Linked DNA regions of Homo sapiens: region 1 is linked to region 2. The links are chromatin loops, found by intact Hi-C in ENCODE. Cell type or tissue: GM12878. All regions are shown on one strand. Each heading gives the region's core, and the rest is flanking DNA. Links, peaks and the distances in the headings are about the cores only.

Region 1 (3,522 bases), core at 1-2,500, 280 kb after region 2:
TTTCAATCAGACTCACTACTACTGCTTGAGGAGTCCGTTGACATAATCTCTACATCATCTTCATTTTCTTTATTATGCCCAGGAGGTTCCAACAAAAAGTCACTACTATGATTTGGTGGTAACATATTCATCGACATGTCATTTGACTGCCATGGATACTGTGGAGCAAGGACATCTGGAGAAAAAAAGAAGCATAGATAAGAACAGCTCTATCTGTAATTAATCTAGTTCTTACTTTTCCCTTTATGCAACAATTTGAAGTATTTTTTTTAATTTTACTTTTTTCTCTTCTTTTTTTGACACAGGGTCTCATTCTGTCACCCAGGCTTGAGTGCAGTGGCACGAATACATCACTGAAGCCCTGACCTAGGCTCAAGCAATCCTCCTGCCTCAGCCTCCTGAGTAACTGGGTTACAGGTATGTGCCACCATGCTTGAGTACTTTTTAAAGTTTTTGTAGAGATGAGGTCTCACTATGTTAACCAGGCTGGTCTCCAACTCCTGGGCTCAAGCTATCCTGCTACCTCAGCCTCCCAAAGTGTTGGGATTACAGGCATAAGCTATTGTGCCAATTTTTTTAAGACTAGGAAAAAAATACACATTTAGCCAAATTAATAAAAATCAAATTTATCAAGGAAAAGTTGATATTTTAGCAACTGGGGACTTTTTTAAAAAAATCATACTACTCTGTAAGAAACTATTTAGTCAGTTGACATAATTTTTCTTTTGTAAGACATTTGTAATTACAAATTTTTCCTGTATCTATGTATCTATTATATGCATATATAATACATACTTATGTATACTAGGTTATGTAGATTATTCTACATATTATAAACAAGTAATAGGTACTTTAGTATTATAATAGATTTGAATGATTTCTTGATAGAGGAACTGCTATTGTAAGTGACTCTCATCAAAGAGAGGTTGATTAGCAATGTATGCATATGAAATACCTTAAAAAAGGGCCCAAGTTACATTTAAAGTCTGTATTTCTGAAGCAAAGGGACAGAGCACATAAACAGGTATAGTTCAAGACTCAAATAAAGAAGGCAGATTTTTAAAGGGTCAAAAGAAAGAGTTATGGTATTAACTAGAAAGGTATGCCAGTTAGCCTCAAATCTACCCTTCTCTCTGGCCCCTGAAACCATTTCTCCTTTGCCAGCTGCCACAATTAAGTTTTGTCAGTAGAGGGCACAGGTGGGACTCCACTAGCAAACAAGTTTCACTTCCTGGATCAGGTGGTTTTGTCTCCTTTACTGCTGTGATGCCTGGTTGGTGTGCAGGACATTAAGTGGTGTTCACCACAGCAACTTTCGGTGGCGCCTCTAAAGGTGGTTTCCTAGCAGGTTTCACCAGAATCCCAAAGGGCAGCTTCCCAGCAAGTCTCCCTGGAACCCCAGTGGGTAATTTCCTGCTTGCCAGCTCTGGCCTCTGATGCCTCATCTAACTTCTCTGCCATGGAGTGGGCCACATTACACTGCACCCTCTCCAATGACAGCACCATGATATGAGAGTATCGGCCTTGGGATGGAGCTGGGGAAGACTGTTTTTAGGTCTGTCCCTTCCTTGGTCCAAAATGTGGCAGTGACTCCCCATATCTGTTTTTCCTGTACTTTTAAAACATGAGAAATATGAGGTGATATCCAAGGATATCACAGTTGAGTTCCCCTGGTTGTACTTTAGGTAGCTAACAAAAATGATGCATACAAAGCATTATTAATGACACAGGGACAGCCTTATGATGTAACATTAAGCAAAAAATGTATAGGGGAAAAAAGGAAACAGGCTAAAATATTTAAAGTGACTGCCTCAGAAAGGGTATATTTTTTTCCTTTTTTAAATGCCTTTTTCTACTTCCCAAATGTTCTACCACATCAAAACAAAAGTCACCTACAAACTATAAAAGATGAGGAATAATATAAAACAAATATATATAAAAATAGCACAAACCTATGAAAAACTTGAGGAAAACTGAAGCTCAGAATGAACTGGGTCTCACAGAAATACTATTTTATAAAGTTATAAAAGTTTATAAAAAGCTATTGTTATTCATTTTGTTAACTTGGGGGTTGTTCAGGAGTGTGTTCACTTTATTCCGTAAACTATCTTACTCTATTTACATAGCATGTTTCACAATTATAAAAAAGCTATGTTTAGAGCAATAATTTAAAAAGAGAGGCCAAATGCCTGAGGAAGACAGTGTAATATTTACAAATAAGAGAAAGGCAGCTTGTTCTAATTTCATACCTCCCTCAAGGAGAATCTTTAGAGCAGAATAAACCGGCAAAGAATCTAGCTATTACAATGAACTGGGTCTGAGAGGCAGGCACACTGGCTCACACCTGTAATTCCAGTACTTTGGGAGGCTGAGGCAGGTGATTGCTTGGGGTCAGGAGTTCGAGACCAGCCTGGCCAACAGAGCGAAACCCCATATCCACTAAAAATACAAAAATTAGCCAGGCCTGGTGGCACACACCTGTAATCCCAGCTACTCGGGAGGCTGAGGCACAAGAATCACTTGAACCTGGGAGCCAAGATTTCGCCAACACGCTCCAGCCTGGGTGACATAACAAGACTGTCTCAAATTTACAAAAAAAAAAAAATTGTGTCGGGAATCTCAAACTTGCTTTACCGCCAGATATTCCAACCTTGTCATCTCTGGAAAACCCTGATCTGTTTGAAAACACTCTTCGGCTTAACATTACCTGGCAATCTTCCTGCTGCAAGTGCATCTCCTGGTAAATGGCCATTCACGCCATTAGTGGAAGGATTGTTCATCTGACCCAGTAACCCACTTCTCATCTCTAAATCAGTTGGGTAGGGTCTCCGGGGGTCCCCTAAAACAATAAAGACTGCATTTAATTCAATCATATTTTAAAAAATAAGTGTTAATATGTTATTTGACATACTCATTTTCGCTGGTTCATGCTGAAAAGTTCAGGCTACATTTTCAATTTTGAAATACAGAAGTCATCTGGCCAGGTGCAGTGGCTCACGCCTGTAATCCCAGCACTTTAGGAGGACGAGGTGGGTGGATCACCTCAAGTCAGAAGTTCAAGACCAGCCTGGCCAGCATGGTGAAACCCCGTCTCTACTAAAAATAAGAAAATTAGTCAGGCGTGGTGGCACGCACCTATAATCCCAGCTACTCGGGAGGCTGAGGCAGGAGAATCGCTTGAACCCGGGAGGCAGAGGTTGCAGTGAGCTGAGATTGCACCACTGCACTCCAGCCTGGGCCACAGAGCAAGACCCTGTCTCAAAAAAAAAAAAAAAAAAAAAAGAAAGAAAGAAATATAAAAGTCACCTTATAAATTGTTATTAATAGCATATTACTTTTTAAAATACACGCATTTTAATTTCTTTTCTGAATCTTCCCAAGAATATACTATTTTCTACACTTTAAAAAAAAAGAGATGTCATTTTTTTGTAGACATTCCAGATGACAACTTAAGAAAATTATAATAATCTCAATTATTCAAACTTAACTGTATTTTCTAGCAAGAAAATGACAATGATTATG
Region 2 (4,849 bases), core at 1,226-3,725:
ATTCTCGGGCTGTGAGCCTCTCTCCCATTTGCTAGTGGCTGTTCCCTAACGAGCCACTGGACACCCATGGAGGGCCAAATTGCAAGAACAGGGTACTCAGCTCAAATGTACTCTTCTTTGAATTGAAGTAATTAAAGACAAGTAAATGTTATGCCTAATTTTAATCCATTATTTTCCAATTCCAAGTACTTCCATTGTTTAAGCCACCCAAAGATTATAAAGACCAATAATTAGATATTTGCAATATTGTCTTGTTTGAGGATTTGGTGACAATGTTCTGGAAAACACTGCAACAATGACAAGAATGTCCCATCTGGTTCCCATAATTATTCATTCTTGTCTCTTTGAATGTACTGGCCTGGAGACAAAGGTAATACTAAAGGCATAATAAGAATAGCAGTTCCGTCACACACCCACGGCAGACGCAATTCAGTCCCCATTTCTCCTCTCGGCCAGGTTTCCATGCAGGGCCCCGTGCAAGTGGCCACGTGCACGTTTCCCACTCACCGCTGCCAACCAGACGTCTTCCTTATAGACCCGCCTCCTCTTTGTCTTCCTGCCAGTCACTGCTGCTCTGGCTGGAAATAGATGTGTCAAGTTGTTCTCTAGATTTCAGGTCCTTTAGCATATGGGACAAGGTCATCCTTCTTTCTCAGTCATACAGGCAGTATAATTAGTCTTATCTTTCACTCCATGAGAATTAGAATGCAACTTTAAACTTTAAAGCAAGGAGAACAACATGGGTTTACTGTTAAATGCCCCAAAGCAACATGGACATCAGAAAAGACAGCCACAAATAGAGCATCAGCATTTAAACACCCAGACCAACTAGATATGTCTATCTGCTATCACGTAAGACCGGTCCTTTCACATACAGAGTTGCTTGATCTAGAAAATGCCATATGAAGACATTTAAATCTAGAGAACAAACACATTTACTCTCTAATGACAATATTGCAAATTTTTAAAAGTCACCCCAAGATTGCTTTACTTAGTAAAATGCCTCACATGTATTTTTTGCTTTTTTTTAAGTTATTTATAGAATAGGTGATACATGTACAGAGTTTTTAAATGGAAGCAATTAGGCCAGGCAAGGTGGCTCACAAGTGTAATCCCAGAGCTTTGGGAGGCTGAGGTGGGAGAATTGCTTGAGGCCAGGAGTTTTGAGACCAACCCAGGCAAAATAACCAAACCCCACCTCAAAAAAAAAAAAAAGAATGTAGGTGTGGTGGTGGTAGTGGTGCCTATAGTCCCAGCTACTCTGGACGCTGAGGTGAGAGGATTGCTTGAGCCCAGGAATTTGAGGCTGCAGTGAGCTATGATTGCACCTCTACACTCCAGCCTGTGTGACAAAGCAAGACCCTGTCTCTATACATAAATAATAAAAACAAAATAGAAGCAATTAAATATTGCTTAAGTTAAATGCAGTGGAAATTAAGTCTCAGCTCCCACTCCTGTCCCAAAGGCCCCAGTTCCTCTTTCCAGAGGCAACTACTATGACCAGATTGTAGATTCTTCCCAAAGTATTCTCTACATATACAAGTGTATATCACCTTTTCAATATAAACTCTATCACACCACACACACTGTTATATATTTTGTTCCTCTAAGTGCATTGAAATGGTTAATTAGGAAAGATTCTCTTCACCCCAGAGTCAGACAGGACTCCAGGCTTTTCCCATCCCTTCTCAACAGTTAGTCCCACTCTGGTTAACTGGATGGGGAGGGAAAACTGGGAGGGGCAGGCATCTAGAACATCACCACCTTCTACAACAGGTCCGGCAGCAGGGAAACAAAGGTACTGCACGTTCCATCCAGATGATTCAGCAAAAAGTACCCAAAAGACAAAAGGCTGCAGACAGTCTACATCTGGAGGACAGAGCGACAGACTTCGGTTCCAGGATCAGGGGAAGGAGCAACCTGGCTGTCCAGGTGCACAGGCAGAAAGCTGGCATTTGGCAGCCTTCCAGCAGGCTGTGGGGCTCACAAGTCAAAGTGGGTCCTGGGGAGGCGCCTGACAAGAAGACAGAGGCCCAGTGTTAAGGATGTGAACTCGGGCACAGGGAGGACACAGAAGCCAATGCCCAAGCAAGCACACAAGGGATGTGGAACCTCAAACAGATTATTAGGACTGTGACATGAGGTTAGAAGGGGGCTAATGCCAAATCCCTCAGTATGTAGCTAGATCTCCTAGAATCAGACCCCAAAAGCTGAGAGAACAGCTGGCGCATGTGTTGAGTGGCTTCTGGAGAGGCAAAAGGAGGCAGGAACCAGGCAGCACCAGGCCACAGCAATCCAGGCTCCATCATCCATCCTCACACCATTGTCACTATCCCCTAACTAGCTCCTCATCCACAAAATGAGGTTTAACCACCTTATCTATAAGGTCCCTTCCAACTCTAATTATCTGTCCTCCCCTCCTGAAATAATTTATCTTTCCAGTTTTCCCAACTGTCAGCTGGCAACTTAATAACCTTTATGTATGAGCCTTCCTCTGCAACAGACACACACATTCAGAACTCTTCATGGGCTCACAATGCCTACAGCTGAAGCCCTCAGTGCAGCATTCAGGGTATTCAAGTTCAATGCTTCCTAACTAACCCCAATAGGTGGTGCTATGGGTTGAATTATGACTCCCAAAAAGACAAAGCAAAGTCCTAATCCCCAAAAACTATAATTGTGACCCCTTAATTGGAAATAGGGGCTTTGTGGATACAATTCAGATGTAAGTTAAGATAAGGTCATACTAGAGTAGAGTGGGCCCTTCATCCAACATGACTGGTGGGAGTCCTTATAAGGAGAAGACACTGAGATACACATACACAGACAGAAGACAATGTATGGAATGAACCCTCCATAAAAATCCCTAAGTCATACAGTTCTGAGAGCCTCTGGGTTGGTAAACACACTGAGATTCTGGAAAATGGTGCATCCCAACTCCACAAGAGCAGAAGCTTCTGTGCTTGGGACCCTTCTGGACCACACTTTATATACTTCTTCATCAGGCAATTCATCTGTATCCTTTACAACTCAACCATTAAATGTAAGTAAAGTACCTTCCTAAGTTGTGAGCCATTTAAGCAGATTACCAAACCTGAGGGTTGTGAGAATCCCGAATTTATAGCCTGTCAGTCAGAAATACAGTTGGCCTGGGACTTGCAGTTGGCATCTGAAATGGGACAGTCTTGTGGGATTGAGCCCTGTCAAAGAGTTAGAAAAGTGGTGTTGGAAAAGATATTATGTATTTGGTATCAGGAGGTGAAAATCCCCTGATTTGGTGTCAGAAGTGATGTGATTAAAAAAAAACCCACTCAATATTTAAAAAGAAATTGATGATTCAATAGTATTAAAGGATTACTACTTTCAAGAAAAATATAAGGAAAATGATAAGAAAATTTATCAAAAAAATGATAAGAAAAATACTCTGTGACTCTTCATTAGGTATTCCAAGTTTATGTTCGATATCTCTAATACAATGAAAGAAACCCTATTGAAAAGATATTTTATTCTTTACTGTATTTCAAAAAGAAAATTGATCGTTTAAATGTAGAATTCAAGGTAAGATAATTACTAGAAAGTTTACTACAAAAAATAGTGAATTGAATGCTAATGTGTAAGGTGACTCATGGAACCAAATGTAAATTACCAGAAATATGTTTCTTTGGAGCCAAAATGGTATCTCATTTTGGAATAATATGCATTTTAAAAATCTAAAATAATGATTAAAGGAACTCTAATAGGCAATTGATTTAGAAAGTCTGATAACATCCTGCCAACTTATAGATGTTATTGGACTAGGAGAGGTGAGTGGACATTTATCAGCAGACTAGTACTAATGACCATCTGATTTACCTAGATCCTAATTTCCTTCTCACTAAATTATTTTAGGAGTAGTGCAGCTCCTAGAATCAAATATCTTAGATTAGAAAAGACCTTGAAAGTTGTATCATCCAATCTCTTGCCCAGTGTAGAATTCCTGCCACTTCCTCCCTGACATGCCCATCAAATCTTTGCCTAAATATAGCTGACAACAGTCTCTGCTTTGAAAATCATCTACTCCATTGCTGGGTTAGGAAAATAGGGACCCTAGTACCTGTTTCAAAGGGGGCATCCCAAAGGAGAAAGCCCAAAAAGAGGCCTCTCAACATTATCACCTGGCCCTCAGCTTTCAAACCTCAATAGGAAGATTGCACATCAGAAAAAAGATGAGTGGTGATTCTTTACCAGAACTGGTTTCACTAACCAGGTCAGTCAGCCCTCTCATTTCAGTAACCGCCCCCTCAAGTCCTAGGAACCACCTGACAGTACACCTTGGCATTTCCTTCCACATGAGGTTACCTCCAAGCATCACCAGTAAGATCAGAAGACCCCGAAAACACCATGAGTTTGGCCTTTGCTCTCATTACCAGCACATTCTTATACAAAGGCTTTGGGAATGGAAGAGCTGGATTGGGGGTCCTGAGGTTAACCTGAATGGATTTCAGGATGACAGCTCTTAGGTCATTCCACAGGCATACAGATATTTGACCAGGGAAGTAGTCTGCATCTTTTCACGTTAAAATGAGGCCTTAAGTAGGATAGGTTATAAAGAAAAAGGTTAAAAGGCCTTATATTAGTTTTTTTGTTTTGTGTTTTTGTTTTTGTTTTTTGTTTTGTTTTTTTGGTTTTTTTTGAGACAGGGTCTTGCTCTGTCATCTAGGCTGAGTGCAGTGGCACGATCACAGCTCACTCCAGCCTCGACCTCCCAGGCTTAAGCAATCCTCCCACCATATCCTCCAATGTAGTTGGAACTACAGGTGCAAGCCACCACACCCAGCTAATTTTTGTACTTTTTGTAGAGACAAGTTTT

The links. A loop is a pair of places that touch in the nucleus more often than their neighbours do. Peaks named below come from ENCODE experiments on the same cell type or tissue, not always from the same donor. Only the 100,000 strongest peaks of a DNase experiment are listed, where the experiment ranks them.
Region 1: a loop joins it to region 2, with 2.6 times the contacts of the local background. A loop is called at or near these places in 2 of 110 quality-filtered maps.

What each region holds. Positions count from the first base shown.
Region 1 is chr13:48,077,137-48,080,658 of GRCh38, forward strand. MED4 (mediator complex subunit 4) reads right to left here. Exons shown (of 7, transcript NM_014166.4): 6 at 2,708-2,839; 7 at 1-175. The coding sequence ends at 3. It overlaps MED4-AS1 (MED4 antisense RNA 1), which reads left to right and starts at 1. Exons shown (of 3, transcript NR_046511.1): 1 at 1-215; 2 at 306-417; 3 at 2,641-2,857. In GM12878, for the core only: a CTCF peak has its summit at 1,207 (motif pointing right); a DNase peak (open chromatin) is centred at 1,205; H3K27ac peaks cover 703 bases.
Region 2 is chr13:47,796,495-47,801,343 of GRCh38, forward strand. No RefSeq gene overlaps it. Among named protein-coding and RNA genes, the nearest start is that of LINC00562, 130 kb to the right of the region's middle. In GM12878, for the core only: a CTCF peak has its summit at 2,626; no DNase peak of the experiment used is centred there.